3 separate regions of the Homo sapiens genome follow, and regions 2 and 3 are each linked to region 1. The links are chromatin loops, found by intact Hi-C in ENCODE. Cell type or tissue: ovary. All regions are shown on one strand. Links, peaks and the distances in the headings refer to the core of each region. The heading gives the core; the rest is flanking DNA.

Region 1 (10,478 bases), core at 2,372-10,371:
CCTTAGCAGCCCTGCGCCCGGCTTCTCCTCCTTTCCCTGGGGCCTGAGCCTCTGTGTGCGTTTCTTCCTCCAGAGATTGGGGCTCAGAATCTTCACAGCTTTGGGCCTTGCAGCTCTGGGCTGCTCTTCAGCCTGGAGTAGCTATCCCCAGATGTGGGACGGAGGTCAAGGGCAAAGCACAAGGACTCAGGCTGTGTGTCTGCCTGTCCTGTCTGGTTGTTCCTGGTCTGTTCTTCCTCTGTCCGCCTGTCCCTCTGGTCAGCCTGTATGTGGAGCCCCTGGCCAGCCTGGGTCTGTGTCTGTGATGGGTCGGTGCACACCTGTCTTGGTGAACTCACATCTTTCTGCCTTGCTCCTGAGTGCATGTGTGTGTTCGCCTCCATTTCTCTGGCCAGCCCGTGTATCTGCCTCCTGGCCTCTTCGGGCTTGTCTTCTTTTCCTGTGTTCTGAGTTCAGGGGTGTGGGTTCCAGATCCCTGGCTGTTGCCCAGTTAGCCCCATGTCTTCCTATTTCTGACTCACCAGCAGCCCTGAGGTCTTTTCCCTGGAAGGGAGGAGTCAGGTGTGTGCTGTGGGTTGGGGGAAGACTCCTGCCCATCCTGCAGTGTTGAGGCAGGTACTGGGATTCTCCTGAGGAGGATCCTTTTAGGTGAATCATTCTCCCCAGCTTTTCTGGCCTGCTCAGGTAGGCGATGGGCAAACGCTTGGGGGCAGCAGCTGGCCTGGCCCTCCTCCCCTAGACTGAGACCGTAGCCAGGCACTGCTCCCACTGTGGGTGTGGACAACCTGACTCCCTCCCCTCCATACCCAGGGCTTCTTCCGCCGCAGCATCCAGAAGAACATGGTGTACACGTGTCACCGGGACAAGAACTGCATCATCAACAAGGTGACCCGGAACCGCTGCCAGTACTGCCGACTGCAGAAGTGCTTTGAAGTGGGCATGTCCAAGGAGTGTGAGTGCCATAGGGCAGGGGCCGAGTCCCGCCTCAGTTGGGGTCTCAGATGCTCCTAAAGACCAAGGGAGCAGGGCTCTGTGGATGTTTGTGCACATGCATGAACACGCATGCCGTGGTGTGCGGGCTCACGGTTGAGGATGGTTTGTGTGTAGCTGCAAGGACCTGTTTGCGAGTCTGGCTGGCTGTGTGTCCACGGGCAGGTCTGTGCTCCGGGACCGTGTATGTGTAACCATTCCTGTTTCTGCACGTCTGGCTGTGTGTGCTTGCGTATGTGTGTGTGTGTGCATGCTCCAGGATGGCTTTCTTCCAGGCCGTGCTTGGTTTTGGGGTGGGGCTCAGAGGCATAGGCAGTCCCTTCTGATTGTGAGTCTTAGGGGAGGGGCTTGAATTCTGAGGGGTGCTTGGCTGGACTTATGTGTGTATGGGGGGGTGGAAGGGCTGGCACAAGGATCCAAAAGCCATTGTCTAGTTAAGCCTGGGATTCAGAGTTGGAAGAAAGAATTGGGACTTCTCAGATCCCAGAGGAAACGGGGTTTCCACTTTGGGCTCAGCTGAGGCCTGATGGAGGGAGGGAGGGAAAGGCTGGACAGGGAGACCCTCTTGTGTTGAATCATGGGTGTTGCCATGGTGACCGGTGATTGATGATGTCAGAGATAAATGACGCTGACAGACGCCTCCTTGTCTGCGTGGCCGTTGCCATGGAGCCTGAGCCTTGGGGGATGGGATGGGGGAGGGGGCTGCAGGACCCCCTAGCCCTTTGTGGGGAGGGCAGTGGGGAGGGGGCACGGGTGAGATGGTTCTGACTGTTGCACGAAGAGCCCCAGACAGGAATGGAGGGGACTGGAGTGTCCTGCCACAGGAGGCTGGGGGTGCCTTGTCCTGAGCCCAGGAAGTGGCTCCTGCTGCAAGAGTGGGTGACAACTCAAGACCCACAAGCCTGGAACCCTTCGCTTAAGGGCTGTCACCTCCTCCTCTCTGTTTGTGCCACCTTCTGCTCTTTTCATGGCAGAAGGACCAGGGAGGGGACCCCTTCTCCCTCCCACCGCCAACTCCCCTTCTCCCTCCCACCGCCAACTCCCCCTCTCCCGGCTGCTCTGTGCCCCGGAGCTGAGCAGCTGCCATTTCAATAGAATTAAAGCTTCCGAATGATAAACGTCTTGTCACAGCTGCAATTTTCTCTTCCCAAATTATCCCCCCACTCTCCCTCTCCCTCTCCCTTCTCTCCCCTGCACTTTATTGAATTTGCAGAATCGACATGAGTGATCTCCAAATTATGCCAGCTACCCCCACCTCGCTACCCCCTCCCTGAGCCCCTCCCCCACCCTCCCTTCCTCCCGCGTCAGCAGCCACCACCACCAGCCCTGTGAGTGATTGTGTGTCTGGATAATCGGCTGGTAACGACCCCATCGCTTCTTTAAAGCCGAGTGGTGTGTGCGGCTCAGCGCCCCTGGTGATTTGTCAGCTCCCCAGCTAATGGGCCAAGAGATTCTCCCCGCCAGGTCCCCCACTCTCAGGCTGGGGAGCCCTACTCCCCACTTGCCCCAGGAGCTGCTCAGAGCCAGTCCCAAGGGACCCCCAGGGAGACTGCAGCTGGGAGGGCTGGGTGAGTGGAGGCGGGAGAAGGACCTTCCTGGGGAAAGAGGAGGCAGAGCACCTAGGAGGGCACCGTCGCCTGGAGTGTGAGCTGGAGTAGACGCGTGGGGGATAGCATGCGGCTGGCTATGGGGTGGGGTGGGGGGTGTGTGCAGGGCCACAGCTGTGCTCATGGGGCTTCTGGGGCAGAACTTGATGTGTGGGTTGGGTGGGCATGGAGGGCTGGAGTGCGTGGCAATGCCTTGCCTGCCCGTGAACGCGTGCTGTGTGCGCGTGCTTACAAGCCTGGGTGACCTCCTCAGCAGCTGGCAGCTCTCTGTCAGGCTGGGGGTGGACGAGGCCCTGAGCAGCCTGCAGCTGCCCTCTTAACCCCCTCTGCCCTCCACAGCTGTGAGAAACGACCGAAACAAGAAGAAGAAGGAGGTGCCCAAGCCCGAGTGCTCTGAGAGCTACACGCTGACGCCGGAGGTGGGGGAGCTCATTGAGAAGGTGCGCAAAGCGCACCAGGAAACCTTCCCTGCCCTCTGCCAGCTGGGCAAATACACTACGGTATGGCTTTCCCCCGGCCTGCAGGGTGGGATTTGCCCAGGGCCACAGGGCCAGGATGGGCCCCTCTCAGGCACCCCTTCTTGTGCCAGGCAAGATCTCTGCGTCCTTCCCTTCCCCTCTCTTCTCCCTCCTCCTGCTGCCTCTTCCCAAGGAGCTCCCAGGAAGTGAAGGCTGGGTAGAGGGCAGGCCTGTGGGGGCTGGAGCCAGGCTGAGAAGGGGTGCCATGGAGAAGAAGGCCCTCACTCTCCCTCCTCCCCCAGAACAACAGCTCAGAACAACGTGTCTCTCTGGACATTGACCTCTGGGACAAGTTCAGTGAACTCTCCACCAAGTGCATCATTAAGACTGTGGAGTTCGCCAAGCAGCTGCCCGGCTTCACCACCCTCACCATCGCCGACCAGATCACCCTCCTCAAGGCTGCCTGCCTGGACATCCTGGTGAGGGTCTGCACCCTGGCCCCCAGGCACTGCCCCTGTGTCCTGGGTAGATGTCCTTCCAGCCAGACAGCCACCCTCCTAAATGTCTGTCTGCAATCAACCTGTCCAAATGCCCACCGCCCAAATGTCTGCCCTTCCTCTCCCCATATGTCCACCTGTCCACTCGTCTCCCTGTCCACTCAGCCACCTAGCAGCCAGATGTGCAGGAGCTCACCTGTTCACCCATACACATATCCAGCCACCCAGCCATCCATCCATTTAGCCAGTAATAAAGATTCACGTAGGAGCCAGGTGCAGTGGCTCATACCTGTAATCCCAGCACTTTGGGAGGCCGAGCGAGGCAGGAGGATCACTTGAGGCTGGAAGTTCAAGACCACCCTGGGCAACATAGTGAGACCTTATTTCTGCAAAAAACTAAAAAGATTCACCTAGGATCCTCTGGCCAGTGTTCGAGCTGGGTGTCAGGAACCCAGCGGTGAATGCACCACCATCCCCTCTCTTGAAAACCTTCCATGTGAGGCAAGAGATAAGTCAACAGAGGTTGCAAAACTGTGATCAATGCTTCCTGGAGATTGGGGGAGGGCTTGTGACTGCTTGGGCCTGAAGGATGATGTCTCAGAGGAGGTGACATCTAGGGGTTTGTAGAGGGGGAGGTGAGAGGGTAGCCCTAACTCAGGAGCAGGAAGTGAAAGACTTGCTGCTGTGAGGCCATGCTGAGCTCAGGGGACTGCCGGGCACTCGGTGAGGTGAGCCCGAGGGTAGACTGGGCTGGAGGCTGGATGCAGGGGGTGGGGGCAGGAAGAGGTGGTGGGAACTGCCAAAGCCTAGGCTGGAGGGAGCACTCTCCTTCCTGCTGTCCCTGACAAGGGCTCGGTCCACCTGTTCCCTCTTGGTCACCTCCAGGGTGGGGAACCTGGGATTTGACGAGACTGTCATTTCTTTTTATGTTTTTCTTTTTTGAGATGGAGTTTCACTCTTGTCACCCAGGCTGGAGTGCAGTAGTATGATCTTGGCTCACTGCAGCCTGCAACTGCTGCCTCCCGGGTTCAAGCGATTCTCCTGCCTCAGCCTCCTGAGTAGCTGGGATTACAGGCACCCGCCACCACACCCGGCTAATTTTTGTATTTTTGTAGAGACGGGGTTTCACCATGTTGGCCAGGCCGGTCTCGAACTCCTGACCTCAGGTGATCCTCCCGCGTGAGCCGGCAGACTGTCATTTCTCCATGGGCACCTCTGAATGTTGAGGCGGGTGATGGGTGGGAGGTTTAGATTGTGCTGCCTGCAGGGGCTCCCATCCCCATGCCGTGGATGCAGGAGGTGCCGTCTGGGTTCCTGCAACCACATTCAAGCCAATACACATTTACTGAGCGCTTGTTGTGTACCTCATCCTGGGAGCTGTAGGCAGCAGCCCAGTGTTCCTTAGCTCCTAGAAATTCTAGGTCCCCTCTACATTCTTTGCATGTAGGCAGGATGACCTGGACCTGCACTATCCAGTACAGTAGCTGCTCACCACATGTGACTCTTTAAATTTAAATTAATTAAAATTAAACTCAATTCAGTTCCTCAGTTGCATTAGCCACATTTCAAGTACTCAGTAGACGCATGTGGCTGGTGGCTGAGGTATGGATGGTGCAGACGTAGAACCTTTCCATCATTGTAGAAAATTCTATCAGACAGCATTGCTCCGGCCACCTGCCAGGTGGTCCTCCGGGAGTGCTGGTGCGGAGTGCTGGTGCCGAGTGCTCAGAGTGGGTTCGGGTTCAGTCCCTGAACCCAAGCATCCTCTGCACCCAGATCCTGCGGATCTGCACGCGGTACACGCCCGAGCAGGACACCATGACCTTCTCGGACGGGCTGACCCTGAACCGGACCCAGATGCACAACGCTGGCTTCGGCCCCCTCACCGACCTGGTCTTTGCCTTCGCCAACCAGCTGCTGCCCCTGGAGATGGATGATGCGGAGACGGGGCTGCTCAGCGCCATCTGCCTCATCTGCGGAGGTGGGCAGGGGGCCTGGGTCTGGGGGCTGGGCTGGGACGGGGGTGCAGCCCTGGAGTCTCTTCCAGGGAGCTCTTTCAGGCCACCTCTGTTAGGTATCTCTAGAGGGCAGGGTCTGGTCTGCAACTACACAGCAAGGGGGCCATGTGGGGCCTGGACTCCTGTTCCCGATTTCTGGGCAACACCCCTTCTAGGGAGGTTAAGAGTGAGGGTTTGAGGGTCGGACCAACCAGGGTCACCTCCTGGCCGATGCATGACCCTGAGCAGGTTGCTGAACTTCTCTGGGCCTCCGTTTCTGTACAGTGGGGGCGGTAACGGTCTCTAGCTCATGAAGTTGATGGGAGGATTACGGTGGTAACAGATACTGTGCAGGTGCCCAGAGCGAGCTCCAGTGCTTGTTAGTTGCTATTTTATTGTTGTGATTTCTGCCATTTCATCTGGTTTCCAGAATAACAGGGGGGAGTGGGAGCCTGCCTGGGAACCCTCTCCCTGCTTGAGGATGGCACTGCCCATTTGGGGTCCCATCCCACTAACTGGGCTCAGGGAGGGTTTGGGGCACCCCCTCACCCTCAGCTCCCGTTGCTCCCTTTTAAGGGCCTCTGTACCCTGCGGCAGCAGAGACCCCATGCCCTGCCCTGTGTGGGGAGGCGCCTGCGAGCTGCCCTCCTCCATGGCCTGGGCAGGCACGCCCCCCGGTGGCCGAGGCTGGGGGTGCAGCTGTGTTCCCAGCTGCTCAGGGGGTGGTTCTGCTTCCTCAGACCGCCAGGACCTGGAGCAGCCGGACCGGGTGGACATGCTGCAGGAGCCGCTGCTGGAGGCGCTAAAGGTCTACGTGCGGAAGCGGAGGCCCAGCCGCCCCCACATGTTCCCCAAGATGCTAATGAAGATTACTGACCTGCGAAGCATCAGCGCCAAGGGTGAGGCTCACAGACCTGGAGGGGTACCGGCCCCCGACACCTGGCCCAGGCCCCCACATCCAAGCCAGCACCCCATGTCTTTGTGCCAGGACAATACGACACCTGTCCCCATCTGTGTCTAGGCTGAGGTCCCCTAGTGACTCCACTTTGCCGAGGTGGCCCGCCTGTGTCACCTTTGTGTGGTAGTTCAGATCGTGGCTCTGGAACCAGACACGTGGGTGTGTGTCCTTGTGTGGGTCACTCAACAGCTCCTAGCTACAGTTTCCCTTCCGAGGGCGGGGATAACATTCGTGTTTACAGAGGGGTCGGGATGATCCCTAGCACACAGCACAGGGGAAGGAAGGGCTTGGCGTCTAGCCCAGGCCGGCAGTCTGGCCCTGGAGCCGGAGTTCGGGACCACTTTGCCCCATTGCCACCAGCCTCTGGACCTGGGGGCTTAAGAGAGCTGGCTCGTGTCAAAGAACTGAATCCCAAGAAAGATGCTAATATCAGCAGTATTGATCTTCCCACCTCGAGCCAGGCTTGCTGGGGCTGGGGGTGGGAGGGCTGGCCCAGCGTGCTGACCTCTGCCCCCTCCTTTCCTGCAGGGGCTGAGCGGGTGATCACGCTGAAGATGGAGATCCCGGGCTCCATGCCGCCTCTCATCCAGGAAATGTTGGAGAACTCAGAGGGCCTGGACACTCTGAGCGGACAGCCGGGGGGTGGGGGGCGGGACGGGGGTGGCCTGGCCCCCCCGCCAGGCAGCTGTAGCCCCAGCCTCAGCCCCAGCTCCAACAGAAGCAGCCCGGCCACCCACTCCCCGTGACCGCCCACGCCACATGGACACAGCCCTCGCCCTCCGCCCCGGCTTTTCTCTGCCTTTCTACCGACCATGTGACCCCGCACCAGCCCTGCCCCCACCTGCCCTCCCGGGCAGTACTGGGGACCTTCCCTGGGGGACGGGGAGGGAGGAGGCAGCGACTCCTTGGACAGAGGCCTGGGCCCTCAGTGGACTGCCTGCTCCCACAGCCTGGGCTGACGTCAGAGGCCGAGGCCAGGAACTGAGTGAGGCCCCTGGTCCTGGGTCTCAGGATGGGTCCTGGGGGCCTCGTGTTCATCAAGACACCCCTCTGCCCAGCTCACCACATCTTCATCACCAGCAAACGCCAGGACTTGGCTCCCCCATCCTCAGAACTCACAAGCCATTGCTCCCCAGCTGGGGAACCTCAACCTCCCCCCTGCCTCGGTTGGTGACAGAGGGGGTGGGACAGGGGCGGGGGGTTCCCCCTGTACATACCCTGCCATACCAACCCCAGGTATTAATTCTCGCTGGTTTTGTTTTTATTTTAATTTTTTTGTTTTGATTTTTTTAATAAGAATTTTCATTTTAAGCACATTTATACTGAAGGAATTTGTGCTGTGTATTGGGGGGAGCTGGATCCAGAGCTGGAGGGGGTGGGTCCGGGGGAGGGAGTGGCTCGGAAGGGGCCCCCACTCTCCTTTCATGTCCCTGTGCCCCCCAGTTCTCCTCCTCAGCCTTTTCCTCCTCAGTTTTCTCTTTAAAACTGTGAAGTACTAACTTTCCAAGGCCTGCCTTCCCCTCCCTCCCACTGGAGAAGCCGCCAGCCCCTTTCTCCCTCTGCCTGACCACTGGGTGTGGACGGTGTGGGGCAGCCCTGAAAGGACAGGCTCCTGGCCTTGGCACTTGCCTGCACCCACCATGAGGCATGGAGCAGGGCAGAGCAAGGGCCCCGGGACAGAGTTTTCCCAGACCTGGCTCCTCGGCAGAGCTGCCTCCCGTCAGGGCCCACATCATCTAGGCTCCCCAGCCCCCACTGTGAAGGGGCTGGCCAGGGGCCCGAGCTGCCCCCACCCCCGGCCTCAGCCACCAGCACCCCCATAGGGCCCCCAGACACCACACACATGCGCGTGCGCACACACACAAACACACACACACTGGACAGTAGATGGGCCGACACACACTTGGCCCGAGTTCCTCCATTTCCCTGGCCTGCCCCCCACCCCCAACCTGTCCCACCCCCGTGCCCCCTCCTTACCCCGCAGGACGGGCCTACAGGGGGGTCTCCCCTCACCCCTGCACCCCCAGCTGGGGGAGCTGGCTCTGCCCCGACCTCCTTCACCAGGGGTTGGGGCCCCTTCCCCTGGAGCCCGTGGGTGCACCTGTTACTGTTGGGCTTTCCACTGAGATCTACTGGATAAAGAATAAAGTTCTATTTATTCTACACATGCCTCCAGCCTTGCTGCCTCCACCCCCTCCTCTTGGCGTCTGGTCTGGGGGCTTGGGATGGGTTTCGTCATGTGCTCTGGGCCTGTGATGGCCAGGAATGAGCACTGGGGCCAAGGGGCTGGCCAGGGCACCCTTCCAAGCTGCCTTCTGAGGCTTACCTTGTGCTGGGGTCTTTGGAGATGCTGAGAAGGAGAAAGTCCTGCCCCTTGGGAAGCCCTCAGTCTGGGGATCCACACTGCCCATGTCAAGGAGCCCCAGTCTGGGAGTGGGAGAGAAGAGGAGGAAAGCTGCCCCCACCTTCAGGGAACCCCCAGTCTGAGGGAGGAAGCCGGAGCCACCCCTAGACATTTCTGGTCCTTGGGAAGCCTTCACCATCACGGCAGGAATGACAGATGGCACAGGAGCTGGGGTCAGGGACTCATAGAAACCTAACAAGAGGCCTGGCGCAGTGGCTCATGCCTGTAATTCCAGCACTTTGGGAGGCTGAGGTGGGCGGATCACTTGAGGTCAGGAGTTCAAAACCAGCCTGGCCAACATGGTGAAACCCCGTCTCTACTAAAAATACAAAAAAGTTAGCTGGGCGTGGTGGCGGGCGCCTGTAATCCCAGCTATTAGGGAGGCTGAGGCAAGAGAATTGCTTGAACCTGGGAGCTGGAGCTTGCAGTGAGCCGAGATCGTGCCATTGCACTCCAGCCTGGGCGACAGAGCAGGACTCCGTCTCAAATAAGAAAGAAAGAAAGAAAAAGAAAGAAGGAAGGAAGGAAAGAAAGGAGAAAGGAAAGGGAAAGGACGAAAGAGAAAGAAAGGGAAGGAAAGAAAGGACAGAAAGGAAAGAAAGAAAGAAAGAAAAGAAAAAAGAAAGAAGAAAGAAAGGAAAGAAAGAAAGAAAAAGAAGAAAGAAACTTAACAAGAACACAGGATTGGGATGGAAGCTGTGGGGGCCTAGCCGGGAGGGAGTAAGGCAAAGGGTTCCTTCTGCTAGAGGCTGCCTGCCATTTCTACATTAACCACCAGGTGGCGGCAGCGCCTTGCTTGACTCACCGGCCGCCCTAGGCTGGAGGCAACCGCGGGGACCGAGGCGCTTTTCCTCCAGTAAATATTTTCTAACATCTTTACGAGTCTGAAATGAAATCTAACATACTGTACCTGTACACGTGATTTCACAGATCAATATGTTGTCACAACCGTATTATAAAGGATAAATTGAGGGGCAGTGCTATGTGTTTCAATAGATTAATGCTTGCCCCTCTTTTGAATGAATACATTTGGATTTAAAAGAAGGTTGGAAGCCATTCTGTACAAGAAGCCCAGGAACATTAAAGAGCATGGGTGGATGTTGGAATAAAAATCGGCATGTTTGATCTATAATAAAACAATGCAAAAAAAGCCCAAACAAAACCCTTAATGGTTTTTTCTTTATCTTTTCTTTTCTTTTATTTTTTGAGACAGAGTCTTGCTGTGTCACCCAGGCTGGAGGGCAGTGGCGCAATCTCGGCTCACTGCAAGCTCCGCCTCCCGGGTTCACGCCATTGCCATTCTCCTGCCTCAGCCTCCCCAGCAGCTGGGACTACTGGCACACGTCGCCACACCCGGCTAATTTTTGTATTTTTAGTAGAGACGGGGTTTCACTGTGTTGGCCAGGATGGTCTCGATCTCCTGACCTCATGATCCGCCCGCCTCGGCCTCCCAAAGTGCTGGGATTACAGGCGTGAGCCACCGTGCCTGGCCTCAAAACCCTTAATGTTTTACATGTAAAACAGGGTTTGGGCCCAGGGTTTTCACTTATGCCAATGTCCAGTTGGA
Region 2 (10,478 bases), core at 2,232-10,231, 160 kb before region 1:
TGTCTCTACTAAAAATACAAAAATTAGCTGGGCGTGGTAGGGCGCTCCTGTAGTCCCAGCTACTTGGGAGGGTGAGGCAGAAGAATTGCTTGAATCCAGGAGGTGGAGGTTGCAGTGAGCTGAGATCATGCCACTGCACTCCAGCCTGGGCGACAGAGTGAGATTCTGTCTCAAAAAAAAAAAAAAAAAAAAGAAAAGAAAAATTAGCTGGGGGTGGTGGTACGTGCCTGTAGTCCCAGCTACTCAGGAGGCTGAGGCAGGAGAATTGCTTGAACCCAGGAGATGGAGGTTGCAGTGAGCTGAAATCACCTTACTGCACTACAGCCTGGGTGACAGAGCGAGACTCCGTCTCTAAAGAAAAAAAAAAAGGCCGGGTGCGGTGGCTCACGCCTGTAATCCCAGCACTTTGGGAGGCTGAGGCAGGCAGATCATGAGAGGCAGATCATGAGATCAGGAGTTCGAGACCAGCCTGACCAACATGGTGAAACCCCATCTCTACTAAAAATACAAAAATTAGCCAGGCATGGTGGCACATGCCTGTAATCCCAGCTACTCAAGAGGCTGAGGCAGGAGAATGTCTTGAATCCAGGAGGCAGAGGTTGTAGTGAGCCAAGATTGCATCACTGCATTCCAGCCTGGGTGACAGAGTGGACTCCGTCTCAAAAAAAAAAAAAAGGCCGGGCGCGGTGGCTCACGCCTGTAATCCCAGCACTTTGGGAGGCCGAGGCGGGTGGATCATGAGGTCAGGAGATCGAGACCATCCTGGCTAACAAGGTGAAACCCCGTCTCTACTAAAAATACAAAAAATTAGCCGGGCGCGGTGGCGGGCGCCTGCAGTCCCAGCTACTCGGGAGGCTGAGGCAGGAGAATGGCGTGAACCCGGGAAGCGGAGTTTGCAGTGAGCCGAGATTGCGCCACTGCAGTCCGCAGTCCGGCCTGGGCGACAGAGCGAGACTCCGTCTCAAAAAAAAAAAAAAAAAAAAAAAAAAAAAAAAAAAGAGGTGGGCTGGGTGTGGTGGCTCATGCCTGTAATCCCAGCACTTTGGGAGGCCGAGGCAGGCAGAATGAGGTCAAGAGATCGAGACCATCCTGGCCAACACGGTGAAACCCTGTCTGTACTAAAAATACAAAAATTAGCCGGGCGTGGTGGTACACACCTGTAATCCCAGCTACACGGGAGGCTGAGGCAGGAGAATTGCTTGAATCCAGGAGGTGGAGGTTACAGTGAGCCGAGATTGCAGCACTGCACGCCAGCCTGACAACAGAGCAAGACTCTGTCTCAAAAAAAAAAAAAAAAAAGTAGTGAAAACAGGAAGGAAACTGTTTTTTTGGTAACAACTTATTTGATTATAAATTTTATGTATTATTTATTAATTTGTATTATTATTTTTTAATAGAGACGGTTTCATTATGTTGTCCAGGCTGGGCTCCAGCAATCCTCCCACCTTGGCCTCCCAGAGTGTTGGGATTCTAGGTGTAAGCCACCACACCTGGCCTGACTATAAGTTTATAAAACATATATATTTATATATGGAGATATATTTGTTTATTTATATTTTAATGGCTCTTTAAAAAACAGTTGGTAAAATTCCCCAGAACTTAACAGTATGCTCTTGTGAGCCAGTGTGAACCAGCTTCAGGACACCACTGTATCCATCCATCCATGAATCCATTCTGCCCTTTTAGTTTCTCTCTTCTCTTGTCCCCACCACCACAACCCTTAGGGAGGCCTCAGCTTGTGGTCTAGCATCCTTCTCTGCCTTCTCTGTGCTGACACTAGAGAGATCTTTCATGCTCCTGTTCCAAAGGCATCCCTGCTCCCCATGCTTCCAAGAGAAAGTGAAACATCCCAGCATTCAATACCCTTCCCTTTCTGCCTTCTGCTGATCCTTCCCATCTCATCTCCTACATCCCCTCCATCCATGACACCTCAACTCCTGCGCTCTCGAACTTCCCATGGTCGGTTATATTGTCCACCCCAGAATGCCCTCCTCCCACCATGTTTTCTTTTTTTTTTGAGACAGAGCCTGGCTCTGTCGCCCAGGCTGGAGTGCAGTGGTGTGATCTCGGCTCACTGCAAGCTCTACCTCCCAGGTTCACACCATTCTCCTGCCTCAGCCTTCTGAGTAGCTGGGACTACAGGCGCCTGCCACCACGCCCGGCTAATTTTTTATATTTTTTTTAGTAGAGACGGGGTTTCATCGTGTTAGCCAGGATGGTCTAGATCTCCTGACCTCGTGATCCGCCCGCCTTGGCCTCCCAAAGTGCTGAGATTACAGGCGTGAGCCACCGCGCCTGGCCTTTTTTTTTTTTTTTTTTTTTTGAGATGGAGTCTTGCTCTGTTGCCAGGCTGGAGTGCATGGCGTGATCTCAACTCACTGCAACCTCCCCCTCCCGGGTTCAAGCGATTCTCCTGCCTCAGCCTCCCAAGTAGCTGGGATTACAGGTGCACGCCACTACGCCTGGCTAATTTTTGTGTTTTTAGTAGAGACGGGGTTTCACCATGTTGGCCAGGCTGGTCTTGAACTCCTGGCCTCAAGTGATCTGCCCACCTCAGCTTCCCAAAGTGCTGGGATTACAGGTGTGAGCCACTGCACCTGGCCTCCACCTCCTTCTCTTCCTGCTTTCCTCCAAGGCCCAGGTCAAATGCCATCTTCTCAATGAAAACTTCCCAGATCTTCCTTTTAGGAATAGCTTTCTTCTTCCCCCACACCAGCATAACTCTCCTGGTACCTTTGTTATATTATCAACACCTCCTGCCTGGTATTAGAAGTAGCTGTATGCCTGTCTATCTCCTTCCTAGACTGTGAAGTTCTTTTCAGCAAAATTCAGCAAACAGCTGCTGACCTACTACCTACCATGTGTCAAGCAGTGTGTTAGGCCCTGGTGGATGAAAAGATACTCAGTAAGAACCAAATCCCAGTCCTCAAGAGCTCTCAATCTCATAGAAGAGATAAGAGGTGAACATAAACATTATCCCAATGTTCTATAGTAGTTGAGAGAAGAAAGTGACCTTCCTGGTGGGTGGGGTGGATCAGAGAAGAATTCATGGAAGAGGTGGCATTTGATTAGGGTTACTTGGATAATTATCCCATACTGCTCATTGTCCTCTCTTCTGACCCCCTTAACCACCTGAAATTGCTGCTGGTGCATCCTTGACCCAATTCTGATATTCTTGCTTGATGTTGCCTGCTTGGTGTTGGTTGTCCATATGCCTGGCAGGGCGTGCTGATGCCCAGCTGTGTCCATGCCAGGATTCCAGAGGAGAACCAGCCACCCAGCAAGCAGGTGAAGCCACTCTTCCGCCACTTCCGCCGGATAGACTCCTGTCTGCAGACCCGGGTGGCCTTCCGGGGCTCTGATGAGAGTGAGTGTGGGCATTAGGAGGGGCAGGGTGTCCTGAGTGGCTCAGGGGGACATATCTCTGGGTCTTGAGCACCCTCAGTGGCATCTCCCTGGGTGGTAGAACCAGCCCCTTTCACAGGACCTTCTTCAGAGGCCAGCCTCTGGTGGGGAATAGAGGCACCCTGGAGGAGACTGTGCCAGCTGCTGCCACTCTGCCCTCTGTTGAAAGCCATTTTCCTGTTTCCGTCCAGTCTTCTGCCGTGTATACATGCCTGACCACTCTTATGTGACCATACGCAGCCGCCTTTCAGCATCTGTGCAGGACATTCTGGGCTCTGTGACGGAGAAACTTCAATATTCAGAGGAGCCCGCGGGGCGTGAGGATTCCCTCATCCTGGTAGCTGTGTCCTCCTCTGGAGGTGAGGGTCAGGAAGAACTGGGCTGATGCTCCGAGAGGAGAAACTCACAAGCTCAGGGCTCTGGGGGAGGGGTAGAGACTGAATTCTAGGCCCTTGCTACTCAAAGTATGGTCCCGGGACAAGCCTCATGTGCATCGCCTGGGAACTTGTTAGGATGCAGCATCTTGCTGGGTGCAGTGGTGCAAACCTGCAGTCCCAGCTACTCAGGAGGCTGAGGCAGGAGGATTGCTTGAGCCCAGGAATCCAAGGTAGTACATTATGATTGCACCTGTGAATAGGCACTGCGCCCTATCCTGGGCAACATAACAAGACTCTGTCTCTAAAAGAGATGCAGCATCTGCGACCCCACCCCGACCTGCTGGTCTTGTTCAAATCAGCATTTGGACAGGACCCCCCAGGGGACTCCTATGCCTACTAAAGTTTGGGAGGCACTAGCTGGGCATGGTGGTGTGCACCTGTAATCCCAGCTACTTGGGAGGCTGAGGCAGGAGAATCACTTGAACCGCGGAGGCGGAGGTTGCAGTGCCGAGATCAAGACACTGTGCTCCAGTCTGGGCAACAAGAGCGAAACTCCGTCTCAAAAAAAAAAAAAAAGTTTGGGAGGCACTGGTCTAGGACTCAGGTTCTGATCTGAGTGCTGCCCCTCACTCACCTATGGATTGTATTCTGATCCTTTAACCTCCCTGTGTATGTAAGGATGCCACATTTCACAGGCTAAAGACACAGGATGAGTGGGAAGGCAGAAAGCCAGCAATGTCACTGAAGCTTTGTTTTCCTCTACAGTAGGAAAAAATTTCAGCCTTCCCAGTGTCACAAGGACAACAGAGTAAGAGAAAAGCTGTGAAAGAAAGGGAGTAGAAAAAAAGTTATAAATGCAAAAGAAATAATCATTTGACAAATTCCAGATAAATATGGCATAAACTAGTGATAAGATGAGTTCCATTAGTCTAGAATGTGTCAGTGTGGGGTGAGGAGTTTTTGGATAGGACAGTGTCAGTGTGGGATGTGTGAGGGTGCAGGCGGCAGGGGCCGAGGATGAGCAGCTCTTTCTCCTGCAGAGAAGGTCCTTCTCCAGCCCACTGAGGACTGTGTTTTCACCGCACTGGGCATCAACAGCCACCTGTTTGCCTGTACTCGGGACAGCTATGAGGCTCTGGTAAGAACTTCCCAAGGCCTTGACTGGAATGGAGGGCTGAGGAGGGCTGTGAGCAATCCCTCACCCTGCCACCAGGAGCCCAGCCCCTATGCCCCTGCCTGCCACCAGGTGCCCCTCCCCGAGGAGATCCAGGTCTCCCCTGGAGACACAGAGATCCACCGAGTGGAGCCTGAGGACGTTGCCAACCACCTAACTGCCTTCCACTGGGAGCTGTTCCGATGTGTGCATGAGGTGGGGACCGAGGCTGGTGCTATGCTGGGGGGCTGGAGGGAGAAATGTGCCATTGGGAGACGGTGTTCGCAGCACAACGTCCTGGTTCCAAGGCTCACTTGCAGCAAGCCCTTGGGCAACGCATGGCCGTAACCTTTGTTCCCCCATCTGAAAAAAATCGCAAAGAGAGAGACCCCAGAGCACAGTGGCTCAGGGCCCAAGTGCTGTTTACACAGAACCTGACCCAGGATTTCTATTTTTAAAATATTCACTATTAAAGAAATAAAATAAGGCAGAGACAATAATGCCTAGCAGATGGTTGTCTTGAGGATGTCAGCCGTGAGCGAATGCCTGGCACCTAGTAAGTGCTCAGTAGCTGGTGAAATATTATTAATGCTGGTTGTTTTCTTTTTCCGCATCTTTGCCGCCTCCTGTCCTTTCTATTTTTCTATTTTCCACCCCTTCCGCCCCCGCCCTCCTGCCTTTCGCTCCTCATCGCCTTGCACTGCCATCTTCCCACCCACTCCCCTCACCCCCTGGCGCCCTGGCCGCCCCTCCGCTGCCGTGGGTGCAGCTGGAGTTCGTGGACTACGTGTTCCACGGGGAGCGCGGCCGCCGGGAGACGGCCAACTTGGAGCTGCTGCTGCAGCGCTGCAGCGAGGTCACGCACTGGGTGGCCACCGAAGTGCTGCTCTGCGAGGCCCCGGGCAAGCGCGCGCAGCTGCTCAAGAAGTTCATCAAGATCGCGGCCCTGTGAGTGCGGCCGTCGGCGGGATGGGGGGCCGGAGGCCGGAGGCCCGCGCCGCCGCCCGCCCCTGACCCCGCCTCCCACCCCCGCAGCTGCAAGCAGAACCAGGACCTGCTGTCTTTCTACGCCGTGGTCATGGGGCTGGACAACGCCGCTGTCAGCCGCCTTCGACTCACCTGGGAGGTGATGAGACCCCTCCCGTTCCTACCTGGGAATCTGGGCATCCCGGGCTCCCCGAAGTGCGTCCTCCCGGGACGGCCGCCGGCCTGGAGGGAGTCTTTGCGCCAGTTGGAGGGAGGCGCCCTCTTCTGGCATACGCAACCCCAGGGCGCACAGCTTGGCTAATGGACCCTGTCTTTGTGCAAATTAGTGAAAAGCCCGGATCCCGCCTGAGTCACGGCAGGCAGCCCTTGGCCAGGTCAGGTCGCAGACTTGGCTGTGGGAGTTGGGCTGATTTTCATCCACACTCAGTGGGGGCATCTTTATACAAAGCACCTGCATAAGACAGACCTGGCCTTCCCCAGAATAATGAATTCCTCTGGGCTGTTTCAAGCCTCTAGACTTAGCCAAGGCCTGACTTCATTTCCCCACCCACCAGCTTCCCAGCCCCCTACAAGCCATGCAGGCCCTTTTGCCCTCCAACAGGGAGAATTAATCCGAGGCTCCCATGTAACCCAAGGAGCTCCACTCTGATATCCCTTCTCCTTCCTTCAAACTCTGCAGAAGCTGCCAGGGAAATTCAAGAACTTGTTTCGCAAATTTGAGAACCTGACGGTGAGTGGGTTTGGCTCTTTCTTCTGCTCTTGGACTGAGAGCCCAGAAACCCTCTGTTCCCATAAACCCCCTTCCTCAAGCTTTCCTTTCAAGGTGTTTAGTGTATGGGACCCCCCACCCTCCTTACCATGCTGGAGGGTGAGGTTGGAAGGATTGCGCCCCTGTTTTTCTTGAAGGAAAGGGGGAGTAGTCAGGTCCCTCCCCACCACACCATTAGAAAGCCCCCAGCACCCCTATCTGATCAGGAATGTATACAAGGCAGGGGGTGAGGGAGGAAGCTGAGGACATCTTTGGGATGCATTGGCCAGTCTGTCCCTTGATCTCTCTCCTGTGGAATACTAGGACCCCTGCAGGAACCACAAAAGCTACCGAGAAGTGATCTCCAAAATGAAGCCCCCTGTGATTCCCTTCGTGCCTCTGATCCTCAAAGGTGAGAGAGTTACTCCCAAGCTGTGCCGCTTCCACCCATGCTTCCCTTCTCCTATGCCCTGCTTCTGACTTCCAGCTCCCTCTCGACTCAGCCCTGAGTACCCACCTGGAGAGGAGCCCCCCACCACAGACGGAGTGGGTTCTGGGGAAGAGCGGGGTCCTCGGGTGCAGTGGCCCCTTTCGAACTCCTCTCTTATCCTTTCCTCACATTGGATTCTCTCCACATCCCCTAGACCTGACTTTCCTGCACGAAGGGAGTAAGACCCTTGTAGATGGTTTGGTGAACATCGAGAAGCTGGTGAGTGAGTGGCACTGCAAACCCCTAGTCCCACAAGTGGGGGGCTTGCATCCTCTCCCTCTCTCATCACCTCCCAAAAATAGCAGCCTTCCTCCAAGTGCCCAGCTTGCCTAACAGACTCTTGACTGTCTCCCTGGTGGCATCACTGTGGCAACCCACCCACAGGTGGCAGAGCTGACAGGCAGCTTGGGGGCAACTTCACCTCCCCCTCACATGGCACTCTGTTACACCCACTCCTTTGGTCCTTCAGAGACCCTCCAGAATTGGAGACTGGAGGGAGTAAAGCAGAGTGGGAGAATGGCGGAGGGGGAGCATAAGAGGGGGAGCCTCTTTCTGTGCCCCTTTCAAGGCTCATTCCTTGTCATCTCCCAGCATTCAGTGGCCGAAAAAGTGAGGACAATCCGCAAATACCGGAGCCGGCCCCTTTGTGAGTACCCAGGGTACTGAGAGCAGTACAGATAGAGCTTTGACTGAACGGGAGGGTTCAGGGGAGAACTCCCTGTCCAGATGTGTATTTCCATACACTTGCTGGTTCCCCATTCTCTCCTTGCCTCTGCAGAGGCCTTCCTGCCCAACATCTGTCTCAGTCCACAGCCTGATCTTCTGCCCGGTGTGTGTGTAGAGGAAGAAGGGAAGCTGGGAACCTGACTGCCTCTCCCTCTTTACCCACTAGGCCTGGACATGGAGGCATCCCCCAATCACCTGCAGACCAAGGCCTATGTGCGCCAGTTTCAGGTCATCGACAACCAGAACCTCCTCTTCGAGCTCTCCTACAAGCTGGAGGCAAACAGTCAGTGAGAGTGGAGGCTCCAGTCAGACCCGCCAGATCCTTGGGCACCTGGCACTCAAGCACTTTGCACGATGTCTCAACCAACATCTGACATCTTTCCCGTGGAGCAACTTCCTGCTCCACGGGAAAGAGGTCGATGGATTTACCCCTGGACCCATAAGTCTGTTCATCCTGCTGAAGTCCCCTCCCCATTGCTCCTTCAAGCCAAAACTACACTTTGCTGGTTCCTGTCCCCTCTGAGAAAGGGGATAGAAAGCTCCTTCCTCTATGTCCTCCCATCGAGATCTGTTCTGGGGATGGAGCTTCCAACTTCCTCTTGCAGCAGGAAAGAATGCTGCTCACCCTTCTGTCTTGCAGAGTGGGATTGTGGGAGGGATTGGCAGCCTTCTTCTCCACCACCTGTCCAGCTTCTTCCTGGTCAGGGCTGGGACCCCCAGGAATATTATGTTGCCGTGTGTGTGTGTGTGTGTGTGTGTGTGTGTGTGTGTGTGTGTGTGTGTGTGTGTGTGTCTTCTTTTAGGGAGCAGGAGTGCATCTGGTAATTGAGGGTGGATGTTGTGTGTGCTGGGGAGGGGTCCTTCTGTTTGGTGCTACCCTTGTCTACTCTGCCCCTGGATGGTGCGGGGTGCTTTCTCCACCCCCACACTCCCTGCTCAGCTCCTCGTGCTGCCCTGCATGCCCAGGCTTGTGAGCCAAGCTGCTTTTTGGGGCAGGGAGTAGCAGCAGGTGGGAGGGGTTACCCATCAGCCCTTGCAAGTCCCCCACTCAGGCCTCTGGAAGGTCCAGGGATGGGCTCTGATGAGAGGGTAAAAGATGCTCAGGGAAACACAGGCCTCAGCTGCCTAGAGGACCCTCCCCCTGCCTTGCAGTGGGCTCGGGTAGAGCAGTATCAGGAGCTAGGGTTGTCTGCTGCCCACACTCCTGCTTTTTGGGATATCTAACTGCTAAGGAGGGAGTTGACATCCCCCTTCTGGCTCATGTGTCTGACACCAACAACATGGTCTCTGTCCCTCTCTCTTTGACTCTCCCTTTGTCCTCCCCATAGAGCTGGGGTGGGGTGGATCCCTATACCTGGGGCAGGCAGCCCCAAAGTGGGGGAGGGGGATGGCAGAGACTGTAAAGGCGCCACTGGACTCTGGCAAGGCCTTTATTACCTTTACTCCCCTCCCTCTCCCATCACCAGCCTCAAGGCCTGAGGGGTGCAGGGGCTCCTGGCAGCTACTGGGTGAGGTTTCCTGGCACAGACTCACCCTTCTTTCTGGCACCACCTCTTTCCCTTTTGAAGAGACAGCAACAGCCGTAGCAAAAGCAGCTGCTGCTCCTGCTATGAGGGTGTATATATTTTTTACCCAAAGCTCTGGAATTGTACATTTATTTTTTAAAACTCAAAGAGGGAAAGAGCCTTGTATCATATGTGAACATTGTATCATAGGTAATGTTGTACAGACCCTTTTATACAGTGATCTGTCTTGTTCCTGCAGCAAAAATCCTCTATGGACATAGGAGGTGCTGTGTCCCATGCCCTCTTGCCCTGACAGTGTCCCATGGGCCCCCTTCTGCTCCCTGCCCCCTCCCTGCTACTGCTGATGCACTCTCCTCTCCCTGCAGCCCCTGGCTTCCCAGCCTTCCTCCTGACCCCTTCCAACAGCCTTGGAACTCCAGCTGCCACCACCCTCTGGGTCGGACACTGGGACCCACTGGCCCAGTCTTGGCTGCTGCTTACCCCTAGCCTTGATGCCTGCCCAGGGACCCCCAGCCCCCTCCCGTTGCCCTGCAGCTTTAACAGAGTGAACCATGTGTATTGTACAGGCGCGGTTGTCATTGCAGAAACCGCTGGGTGGAGAAGAAGCCGATAAAGTCTATGAATCAACCTGCCTGTTGTTCTCCATTCTGTTTTCTTTGAGGCTGTGGAAGTGCTGAGGGAGGGGAGAGGGGATGGCCGCCCAGTGCTGTCAGGAGCAGGGCTGTTCTGGAGTGACTTTGAAAATGTGGGTGGCGGGGTACAGTGGCTCATGCTTGTAATCCCAGCACTTTGGGAGGCCGAGGCGGGCAGATCACCTGAGGGCGGGAGTTCGAGACCAGCCTGGCCAACATGGTGAAACCCTGTCTCTACTAAAAATACAAAAATTAGCCAGGTGTGGTGGTGCATGCCTGTAATCCCAGCTACTTGGGAGGCTGAGTCAGGAGAGTAGCTTGAACTCAGGAGGCGGAGGTTGCAAGGCGCAGTGGCTCTCCAGCCTGGGCAACAGAGCAAGACTCTGCCAAAAAAGAAAATGTGGATGAGAGGAAAAGATGCCAACCTCACAAGA
Region 3 (10,478 bases), core at 534-8,533, 150 kb before region 1:
GGGCATGGTGGCTCAAGCCCATAATCCTAGCACTTCGGGAGGCTGAGGCAGGAGGATCGCTTGAGCCCAGGAGTTCAAGACCAGCTTGGGCAACATAGTGAGACCCTGTCTCTACAAAAAATAAAAAATTAACGAGGCTGCAGTGAGCTGCGATAGCACCACTGTACTATAGCCTGAGCAACAGAGTGAGACCCTGTTTAAAAAAAAAAAAAAAAAGAAAGGAGAGCAAGGGAAGGAGGGAGGGAGGGACAGAGGGAGGGAGAGAGGGAGGGAGGAAGGAAAGAAGGAAGGAAGGAAGGAAGGAAAAAAACCCAGTGTCTTTCAACACATGAATGGACAAATGCATTGGGGCATATTCTTATGGTGGAATACTATATAGCAAGAAAAAAGAACAAATTATTAATACCCACGTGAATGAATCTCACAGACTTAATGTTGAATAAAGGAAGCCAGACACAGGCTGGGTATGTTGGCTCACACCTCTAATCCCAGCACTTTGGGGGCCTGAAGTAGGAGTGAGAGGTGAAGCTGGCTGGGCTTCTGGGTCAGGTGGGGACTTGGAGAAGTTTTCTGTCTAGCTAAAGGATTGTAAATGCACCAATCAGTGCTCTGTGTCTAGCTAATCAGGTAGGGGACTTGGAGAACTTTTCTGTCTAGCTAAAGGATTGTAAAAGCACCAATCAGCGCTGTGTGTCTAGCTAAAGGTTTGTAAATGCACCAATCAGTGCTCTGTGTCTAGCTAAAGGTTTGTAAATGCAGCAATCAGTGCTCTGTGTCTAGCTAAAGGTTTGTAAATGCACCAATCAGCACTCTGTAAAAACGAACCAATCAGCACTCTGTAAAACGGACTAATCAGCATTCTGTAAAATGGACCAATCAGCGCTCTGTAAAATGGACCAATCAGCAGGATGTGGGTGGGGCCAGGCCACCCGAGCCAGTAGCGGCAACCCACTGGGGTCCCCTTCCACGCTGTGGGAGCTTTGTTCTTTTGCTCTTTGCAATAAATCTTGCTGCTGCTCACTCTTTTGGTCCGCACTATATGAGCTGTAGCACTTACCACAAAGGTCTGCAGCTTCACTCTTGAAGCCAGCGAGACTACGAACCCACTGGGAGGAACAAACAACTCCAGAAGCGCCACCTTTAAGAGCTGTAACACTCACTGCTGAAGGTCTGTGGCTTCATTCCTGAAGTCAGGGAGAGGACGAACCCACCAGAAGGAAGAAACTGGACACATCTGAACACCTGAAGGAACAAACTCCGGACACACCATCTTTAAGAGCTAACACTCACCGTGAGGGTCTGTGGCATCATTCTTGAAGCTTCATTCTTGAAGTCAGCAAGACTAAGAACCCACTGGAAGGAACCAGTTCTGGACACAGGAGGATCTCTTAAGCCCAGGAGTTCAAGACCAGCCTGGCCAACATAGTGAGACCCCTATCTCTACAAAAAATAAAAAATGTAGCTGGGCATGGTGTGTCGCGCCTGTAATCCCAGCACTTTGGGAGGTTGAGGCAGGAGAATCCCTTGAGTCCAGGAGTTTGAGACCAGCTCAGGCAACATAGGGAGACCTTGTCTCTACAAAAAAATAAAAAAATAGGCCAGGTGCGGTGGCTCATGCCTGTAATCCCAGCATTTGGGAGGCCGAGGTGGGTGGATCACCTGAGGTCGGAAGTTTGAGACCAGCTGACCAGCATGGAGAAACTGTCTCCACTAAAAATACAAAATTAGCTGGGCGTGGTGGCACATGCCTGTAATCCCAGCTACTCGGGAGGCTGAGGCAGGAGAATCGCTTGAACCTGGGAGGCAGAGGTTGTGGTGAGCTGAGAGCGTGCCATTGCACTCCAGCCTGGGTAACAAGAGCAAAACTCCATCTCAAAAAAAAAAAAAAGGCTGGGCAGGGTGGCTCACGCCTGTAATCCCAACACTTTGGGAGGCTGAGACCTATGGATCACGAGGTCAGGAGTGCAAGACCAGCCTGGCCAAGATGGTGAAACACCATGTCTACTAAAAAATACAAAAGTGAGCTGGGCATGGTGGCAGGCACCTATGTAATCCCAGCTACTCAGAAGGCTGAGGCAGATAATTGCTTGAACCCGGGAGGCAGAGGTTGCAGTGAGCCGAGATCGTGCTACTGCACTCCAGCCTGGGCGACAGAGTGAGACTCCGTCTCAAAAAAAAAAAAAAAAAAAGCCATATATGGTGGTGCATTCCTGTAGTCTCAGCTACTTGGTAAGCTGGGGTGGGAGGATTGCTTGAGCCTGGGAGCTCAAGGCTGCAGTGAGCAGAGATCATGCCACTGTATTCCAGCATGGGCGAAAGAGGGAGACCGTGTCTCAAAAAAAGAAAAAAAAAAAGCCAAGCATAGTGGTGCATGTGTGTAGTCCCAGCTACTCAGGAGGCTGAGGTGGAAGGATTGTTTAAGCCCAGGAGTTCAAGGCTGCAGAGAGCTATGATTGCACCACTGTACTCCAGCCTGGGTGACAGAGTGAGACTCTTTCTCTTAAAAAAAAAAAAGAAAAAGAAAAAAAGGCCGGGCACGGTGGCTCACGCCTGTAATCCCAGCACTTTGGGAGGCCGAGGCGGGTGGATCACGAGGTTAGGAGAGTGAGACCATCTTGGCCAACATGGTGAAATCCTGTTTCTACTAAAATACAAAAAAATTAGCTGGGTGTGGTGGCGTGCGCCTGTAATCCCAGCTACTTGGGAGGCTGAGGCAGGGGAATCGCTTGAACCCGGGAGGGAGAGTTTGGAGTGAGCTGAGATTGCGCCACTGCACTCCAGCCCGGCGACAGCGACAGAACAAGACTCAGTCTAAAGAAAAAAAAGGCTGGGCGCGGTGGCTCACGCCTGTAATCCCAGCACTTTGGGAGGCGGAGGCGGGCGGATCACGAGGTCAGGAGATCGAGACCATCCTGGCTACCAGGGTGAAACCCCGTCTCTACTAAAAATACAAAAAAGTAGCCCGGCGTGGTGGTGGGCGCCTGTAGTCCCAGCTACTCCGGAGGCTGAGGCAGGAGAATGGCGTGAAACCGGGAGGGGGACCTTGCAGTGAGCCGAGATGGTGCCACTGCACTCCAGCCTGGACGACAGAGCGAGACTCCATCTCAAAAAAAAAAAAAAATTTAGGCCGGGCACGGTGGCTCACACCTGTAATCCCAGCACTTTGGGAGGCCAACGCGAGTGGATCACCTGAGATTGGGAGTTCAAGGCCAGCCTGACCAAGACGGAGAAACCCTGTCTCTACTAAAAACACAAAATTAACTGGGTATGGTGGCGCATGCCTGTAATCCCAGCTACTAGGGAGGCTGAGGCAGGAGAATCGCTTGAACCTGGGAGGCGGAGGTTGTGGTGAGCTGGGATGGCACCACTGCACTCCAGCCTGGGCAACAGAGCCAGACTCCATCTCAAAAAAAAAAAAAAAAAGTTCAAGAGCAGGCTAAATTAATCTACGGGGATAGAAGTAAAAATAGGCTGGGCACGGTGGCTCATGCCTGTAATCCCAGCACTTTGGGAGGCTGAGGCGGGCGAATCACGAGGACAGGAAATCGAGACCATCCTGGCTAACACGGTGAAACCCCGTCTCTACTAAAAACACAAAAAAAATTAGCCGGGTCTGGTGGCGGGCGCCTGTAGTCCCAGCAACTCGGGAGGCTGAAGCAGGAGAATGACGTGAACCCGGGAGGTGGAGCTTGCAGTGAGCCGAGATCATGCCACTGCACTCCAGCCTGGGCGACAGAACAAGACTCCGTCTCAAAAAAAAAAAAAAAAAAAGAAGTAAAAATAGTGCCTACTCAATAGGGTAGGGGAAAGTATTGACCGTGAAGGGGCATGAAGAAGCCCTGTGGGGCGATAGAAATGTTCCATATCGGCCAGGCGCGGTGGCTCTCGCCTGTAATCCCAGAACTCTGGGAGGTCGAGGTGCGGGAGGCTGAGGCAGGAGAATCACTTGAACCCGGGAGGTGGAGGTTGCAGTGAGCTGAGGTTGCACTGAGCTGAGATCGGGCCACTGCACTCCAGCCTGGGCAACAGAGTGAGGAATAAATAAATAAATAAATAAAAGAAATGTTCCATATCGTGACCTGGGGGTGGGTATACAAGTGTGTCTATCTGGCTTGTTGAGTTGGTCATGTAAAATTTGTTAAGTGTTACCGTAGCTACATTACACCATAAAGCAATTCAGATTCTGACAGTCCACTGTTTTTAATAACAGATTTAAAATAAAAAATTCTCCCTTCCTGGCCAGGCATGGTGGCTCACACCTATAATCCCAGGACTTTGGGAGGCTGAGGCAGGCAGATCACTTGAGGTCAGGAGTTCAAGACCAGCCTAGCCAACATGGTGAAAGCCTGCCTCTACTAAAAATACAAAAATTAGTTGGGTGTGGTGGCGGTCACCTGTAGTCCCAGATACTCGGGAGGCTGAGGCAGGAGAATCAGTTGAACCCAGGAGGCGGAGGTTGCAGTGAGCCGAGATCCCAACACTGCACTCCAGCCTGGGTGACAGAGCGAGACTCTGTCTCAAAAAATAAATAAATAAGGTGTCTTCATGAGGTGTGCTGCGTGCAGTGAAGAATTTAGGCAGTGCCCTTTGAATCCACTAGGTGTCACCACCAAGATTGTTTTCTCAACCTGCCTGGGGATGAGGGAGGAGGCTACATAACCCAGAGGAGGATAGTGCCTTTCTTGGGGTAATCTTGAATCCTTCTGAGAGGGTCTATCCCCAGATATAAGTCATATTTGACCGGAAGAACTTGTTTCTTCAGTCTCTCCCTATGAGCTCTTTCATCTTTAGCGTTTAAACCCTTTTAAGTCTCCATTTTTAAAAACACTTTCCTTCTGTAGTCCTAGTGGGAGGATCGCTTAAGCCTAGAAGTTTGAGGCTGCAGTGAGCTATGATCACACCACTGCACGCCAGCCTGGGAAACAGACCAAGAACATGTCTCAAAAATAAATAGGCCGTGTGCAGTGGCTCACGCCTGTAATCCCAGCACTTTGGGAGGCTGAGGCAGGAGGATTGCTTGAGCTCAGGAGTTTGAGACCAGCCTGGGCAACATAGTGAGACCCTTACCTCTACTAAAAAAAAAAAAAAAAAAGCCAGGTGTAGTGGCATATGCCTGTAATCCCAGCTACTCGGAAGGCTGAGGCATGAGAATTGCTTGAACCCAGGAGGTGGAGGTTGCAGTGTGTGGAGATTGAGCCATTGCACTCCAGCCTAGGTGACAAAGTGAGACTGTCTAAAAAAAAAAAAAAAGAATCCTAATATTTGGGGAAAAAAAGAAAAAACATTATGTTTAAATGTGTTGTGTAATATTTCAATCATACAAAAAGTTTAAAGACTAATATAATGAGCACTTGAGTCTCCACCTCCCAGCTTAGGAAATGAAAACTTGGCCGGGTGCCGTGGCTCACTTCTGTAATCCCAGCACTTTGGGAGGCCGAGGTGGGCAGATCATGAGGTCAGGAGATCGAGACCATCCTGGCTAATACAGTGAAACCCCGTCTCTACTAAAAACACAAAAAAATTAGCCAGGTGTGTAGTCCCAGCTACTCGGGAGGCTGAGGCAGGAGAATCACTTGAACCTGGGAGGCGGAGGTTGCAGCGAGCTAAGCTCGTGCTACTGTACTCCAGCCTGGGCAACAGAGAGAGACTCCGTCTGAAAAAAAAAAAAAGAAAAGAAAAAAAGAAAAAGAAATGAAACCCTACCCTCCAGCTGAACCTGGTACCTGTCCCCAGTTGCATCCTCTTTCTTTCTTTCCAGAGACAACCACCCTCATAAGTATGGTATTGTGACACAAAGTAGCAAACCTAAGTAGCCACTTTTGTTAATTCTGCTTGCCAGCAGAATTTCACCAATTCCCTTGGCAGCAGAATTTCACAAAGCCCCTGAGTCAGTGTGAGCACAGTCCCCAGCCCAGAAGAATGCCCTGAAAATGATAAGCAGGATAGGGCACAGCTTCCTGTGTCTCTTGCCAAAGTCACTGCAATTTCCGAAAAGATAAGTTCAGTGATCCTGGCCTTTGCTTCTTCCTGTACGTAAAACAATGTGACGAATTAATGATTATGCCTCTGTAATCTATAACCAGATGTATCTTCGCACCCATACTTTGATGAGATTTTGCTCTAATGTAACTTCTCAGCATATATTTAATATAACTTCTGAGCACATACAGAACCGCCACCACCTGTGTATTCACTACTCCGGAGCAGTCTAACTGAATCTCTCTGAAAGTCTCCTCCCAGGTTGGGCGCAATGGCTCATGCCTGTAATCCCAACACTTTGAAGGCTGAAGCAGGTGGATCACCTGAGATCAGGAGTTTGAGACCAGCCTGGCCAACATGGTGAAACGTCATCTCTATTAAAAATACAAAAAAAAAAAAAATGGCCGGGCGTGGTGGCTCACGCCTGTAATCCCAGCACTTTGGGAGGCCTGAGGCGGGCGGATCACAAGGTCAAGAGATTGAGACCATCTTGGCCAACATGGTGAAACTCCATCTCTACTAAAAATAGAAAAATTAGCAGGGCGTGGTGGCGCATGCCTGTAATCCCAGCTACTCGGGAGGCTGAGGCAGGAGAATCACTTGAAGCAGGGAGTCGGAGGTTGCAGTGAGCTGAGATCGTGCCACTGCACTCCAGCCTGGCAGCAGAACGAGACTCCGTCTCAAAAAGAAAAAAAAAATAGCTGGGCGTGGTGATGGGAGCCTGTAATCCCAGCTACTTGGGAGGCTGAGGCAGGAGAATCGCTTTAACCTGGGAGGCGGAGGTTGCAGTGAGCCAAGGTCATGCCATTGCACTCCAGCCTGGGCAACAAGAGCGAGACTCTGTCTCAAAAAAAAAAGAAAGAAAGAAAGAAAGTCTCCTCCCAGATTGCAATCCTCAGTGAAACTCTGCATAAAACTTATTCTTTAAATGCTTGGTTTTTCTCTCTCTCTCTCTCTCTGTCTCTTTCCTTCTTCTTCTTCTTTTTTTTTTTTTGGGGGGGGTTCAGGATGTTACTCTGTCACCCAGGCTAGAGTGCAGTGGTGCAATCACAGCTCACTGCAACCTTGACCTCCTGGACTCAAGTGATCCTCCCACCTCAGCCTCACGAGTAGCTGGGACCACAGGCATGCACCACCATACTCGGCTAGTTTTTTTATTGTTTGTAGAGACAGAATTTTGCTACGTTGCCCAGGCTGGTCTCAAACTCCTGGGCTCAAGGGATCTTCCCATCTCAGAGTCTCAAAGTGCTGGGGTTACAGGTGTGAGCCACTGTTCCCAGCCAAAAGCTTGATTTTTCTTTCATCAACAGTATAACATTCCTGTAAACTTGTACTACATTTGTATACATCTCCAAACAGTGTGTTGCAATTTTGAGGATAACAGTTTTATTGAGATGTAGTTCACATACTATGTAATTAACCTAAAATGTACAAATCAATGGTTTTTAGTATATTCACCAAGCTGTGTAACCATCACCACAGTTAATTTTGTTTTTTTTGTTTTTTCCGAGACAGAGCCTCGCTCTGTTGCTCAGGCTGGAGTGAAATGGCACGGTCTCGGCTCACTGCAACCTCCACCTCCCAGGTTCAAGCAATTCTCCTGCCTCAGCCTCCCGAGTAGCTGGGATTACAGGCGGCCGCCACCATGCCTGGCTAATTTTTGTATTTTTAGTAGAGATGGGGGTTTCACCATGTTGGCCAGGCTGGTCTCGAACTGCTGACCTCGTGATCCACCTGCCTTGGCCTCCCAAAGTGCTGGGATTACAGGCGTGAGCCACCGCACCTGGCTAATTTTAGATCATTTTCATTACCCCCCAAAAGAAACCCCCTGTACAAGACTGTTCATAGCAACATTATTTGTAGTAGCCCAAAGTAGATAAACTAAAATGTGGTATATTCATAAGATGGAATACTATTCCATCATAAAAAAGAATGTATTTGTCCATTCTCACACTCCTATAAAGAACTACCTGAGGCCAGGTGCGGTGGCTCACACCTGTAATCCCAGCACTTTGGGAGGCCGAGGCAGGTGGATCACCTGAGGTCAGGAGTTCAAGACCAGCCTGACCAACATGGTGAAACCCCGTCTCTACTAAAAATACAAAAAAATTAGCTGGGCGTGGTGGCAGGTGCCTCTAATCCCAGCTACTTGGGAGGCTGAGGGAGGAGAATCGTTTCAACCCAGGAGGCAGAGGTTGCAGTGAGCCAGATTGTGACACTGCACACCAGCCTGGGCAACAAGAGCAAAACTCCATCACACACATACACACACACACAAAAACTACCTGAGACTGGGTAATTTATAAAGAAAAGAGGTTTAGTGGCTGGGTGCGGTGGCTCACGCCTGTAATCCCAACACTTTGGGAGGCCAAGGTGGGCAGATCACGAGGTCAGGAGATTGAGACCATCCTGGCTAACATGGTGAAACCCCGTCTCTACTAAAAATACAAAAAAATTAGCTGGGCATGGTGGTGGGCGCCTGTAGTACTAGCTACTCGGGAGGCTGAGGCAGGAGAATGGTATGAACCCGGGAGGTGGAGCTTGCAGTGAGCCAAGATTGCGCCACTGCACTCCAGCTTGGGCAACAGAGCCAGGCTCCGTCTCAAAAAAAAAAAAAAAAAAAAAAGAAAGAAAGAAAGAAAGAAAAGAGGTTTAGGCCAGGCACGGTGGTTCATTCCTGTAATCGCTACACTTTGGGATGCCAAGGCTAGCAGATCACGAGGTCAGGCAATCAAGACCATCCTGGCCAACATGATGAAACCCAGTCTCTACTAAAAATACAAAAAATTAGCTGGGTGTGGTGGCACGCACCTGTAGTCCCACCTACTCAGGAGGCTGAGGCAGGAGAATCACTTGAACCCAGGAGGCGAGGGTTGCAGTGAGCCGAGATCATGCCATTGCACTGCAGCCTGGACAACAGAGCGAGACTCCATCTAAAAAAAAATAAGAGGTTTAATTGACTCACAGTTCCACAGGACGTACATGAGGCACGGCTGGGGAGGCCTCAGGAAACTTACAATTATGGCAGAAAGGGAAAGGGGAAGCAAGTAATCTTCACATGAGCAGGAAAGAGAGAGCAGAAGGGGAGGTGACACACACTTTTATTTATTTATTTATTTATTTATTTTGAGACTCACTCTGTCGCCCAGGCTGGAGTACAGTGACATGATCTCAGCTCACTGCAATCTCTGCCTTCCGGGTTCAAGCGATTCTCCTGCCTCAGCCTCCTGAGTAGCTGGGATTACAGGCATGCATCACCATGCCTGGCTAATTTTTGTATTTTTGGTAGAGAAAAGATTTCACCATGTTGGCCAGGTTGGTCTTGAACCCCTGACCTCAGGTGATCCACCCGCGTTGGCCTCCCAAATGCTGGGATTACAGGCGTGAGCCATGTGCCTGGCCAGTGCCACACACTTTTAAACAACCAGATCTCATGAGAACTCATTCATTATCACGGAATCAGCAAGGGGGAAATCTGCTCCCATGATCCAGTCACCTCCTGCCAGGTCCCTCCTAACATTGGAAATTACAATTTGACATGAGATTTGGGTGGGGACACAAAGTCAAACCATAGCAAGGAATGAAGTACTGATATATACTACAACATGGATGAACCTTGAAAAAACTGTGCTAAAAAACCAGACACAAAAGGCCTCATATTGTATGATTCCATTTATATGAAATGTCCAGCATAGACAAATCCATAGAGACAGAAAGTAGATAGTTTCTGGTTGCCATGGGCTGGGGTGAGAGCAGAATGGGGAGAGGCTACTAATGGGTATGGAGTTTCTTTTTGGGTGATGAAAATGTTTTGGAATTAGATAGTGGTGATGGCTGTACAACATTGTAAATATACTATATACTCACTTGGATGCTTTAAAGTGGTTACAATGGTGAGTTTTATGTTATGTGAATTTTATTTGCTTGGCTTCTAGACTCATCACACCAGTCTCTGCCTCCATCATTACAAGGCATTCTCCTCTGTGTGTCTCTCTGTGTCCTCTCTTCTTCTTTCTTTCTTTTTTTTTTGAGATGGAGTCTCACTCTTGTCACCCAGGCTGGAGTGCAGTGGCATGATCTTGGCTCACTGCCACCTCCGCTTCCCAGGTTCAAGTGATTATACTGCCTCAGCCTCCTGAATAGCTGGGATTACAGAGGCCCGCCACGACGCCCGGCTAATTTTTTGTATTTTTAGTAGAGATGGGGTTTCACTGTGGTCTCGATCTCCTGACCTCGTGATCCGCCCGCCTCGGCCTCCCAAACTGCTGGGACTACAGGCGTGAGCCACTGCGCCCAGCCTCTCTTTTCTTTTCTTTCTTTTTTTTTTTTTTTTGAGACAGAGTCTTCCTGTGTCACCCAGGCTGGAGTGCGGTGTCACGATCTCAGCTCACTGCAGCCTCTGCCTCTGCATCCTGGACTCAAGTGATCCTCCCACCTCAACTTACTGAGTAGCTGGGACCACAGGCGCGCACCACCAAGCACAGCTAATTTTTCTGGAT

The links. Peaks named below come from ENCODE experiments on the same cell type or tissue, not always from the same donor. Only the 100,000 strongest peaks of a DNase experiment are listed, where the experiment ranks them.
Region 2: a loop joins it to region 1, with 2.1 times the contacts of the local background. A loop is called at or near these places in 53 of 110 quality-filtered maps.
Region 3: it touches region 1 in a loop (5-fold over the local background); 58 of 110 quality-filtered maps call a loop at or near these places.

The regions. Positions count from the first base shown.
Region 1 is chr17:40,348,974-40,359,451 of GRCh38, forward strand. RARA (retinoic acid receptor alpha) reads left to right here. Exons shown (of 9, transcript NM_000964.4): 4 at 811-952; 5 at 2,937-3,097; 6 at 3,358-3,534; 7 at 5,329-5,533; 8 at 6,290-6,448; 9 at 7,036-8,670. The coding sequence ends at 7,253. Among named protein-coding and RNA genes, the nearest start is that of GJD3-AS1, 8.6 kb to the right of the region's middle. RefSeq lists an enhancer at 3,796-4,307 and a silencer at 6,120-6,189. In ovary, for the core only: CTCF peaks have their summits at 6,225 (motif pointing left) and 9,674 (motif pointing right); DNase peaks (open chromatin) are centred at 6,238, 7,407 and 9,688; H3K27ac peaks cover 758 bases.
Region 2 is chr17:40,185,612-40,196,089 of GRCh38, forward strand. It overlaps RAPGEFL1 (Rap guanine nucleotide exchange factor like 1), which reads left to right. Exons shown (of 15, transcript NM_016339.6): 5 at 3,255-3,367; 6 at 3,597-3,764; 7 at 4,823-4,920; 8 at 5,029-5,151; 9 at 5,705-5,883; 10 at 5,971-6,061; 11 at 6,602-6,652; 12 at 6,995-7,082; 13 at 7,315-7,379; 14 at 7,752-7,806; 15 at 8,053-10,039. The coding sequence ends at 8,177. MIR6867 (microRNA 6867) reads left to right here and starts at 7,986; the gene lies at 7,986-8,052. RefSeq lists a silencer at 5,871-5,930 and enhancers at 6,051-6,130, 8,832-9,332, 8,957-9,006. In ovary, for the core only: a CTCF peak has its summit at 6,192 (motif pointing left); DNase peaks (open chromatin) are centred at 5,780 and 6,190; H3K4me3 peaks cover 1,014 bases; H3K27ac peaks cover 343 bases.
Region 3 is chr17:40,197,381-40,207,858 of GRCh38, forward strand. No RefSeq gene overlaps it. Among named protein-coding and RNA genes, the nearest start is that of MIR6867, 9.0 kb to the left of the region's middle. In ovary, for the core only: a CTCF peak has its summit at 4,579 (motif pointing right); no DNase peak of the experiment used is centred there.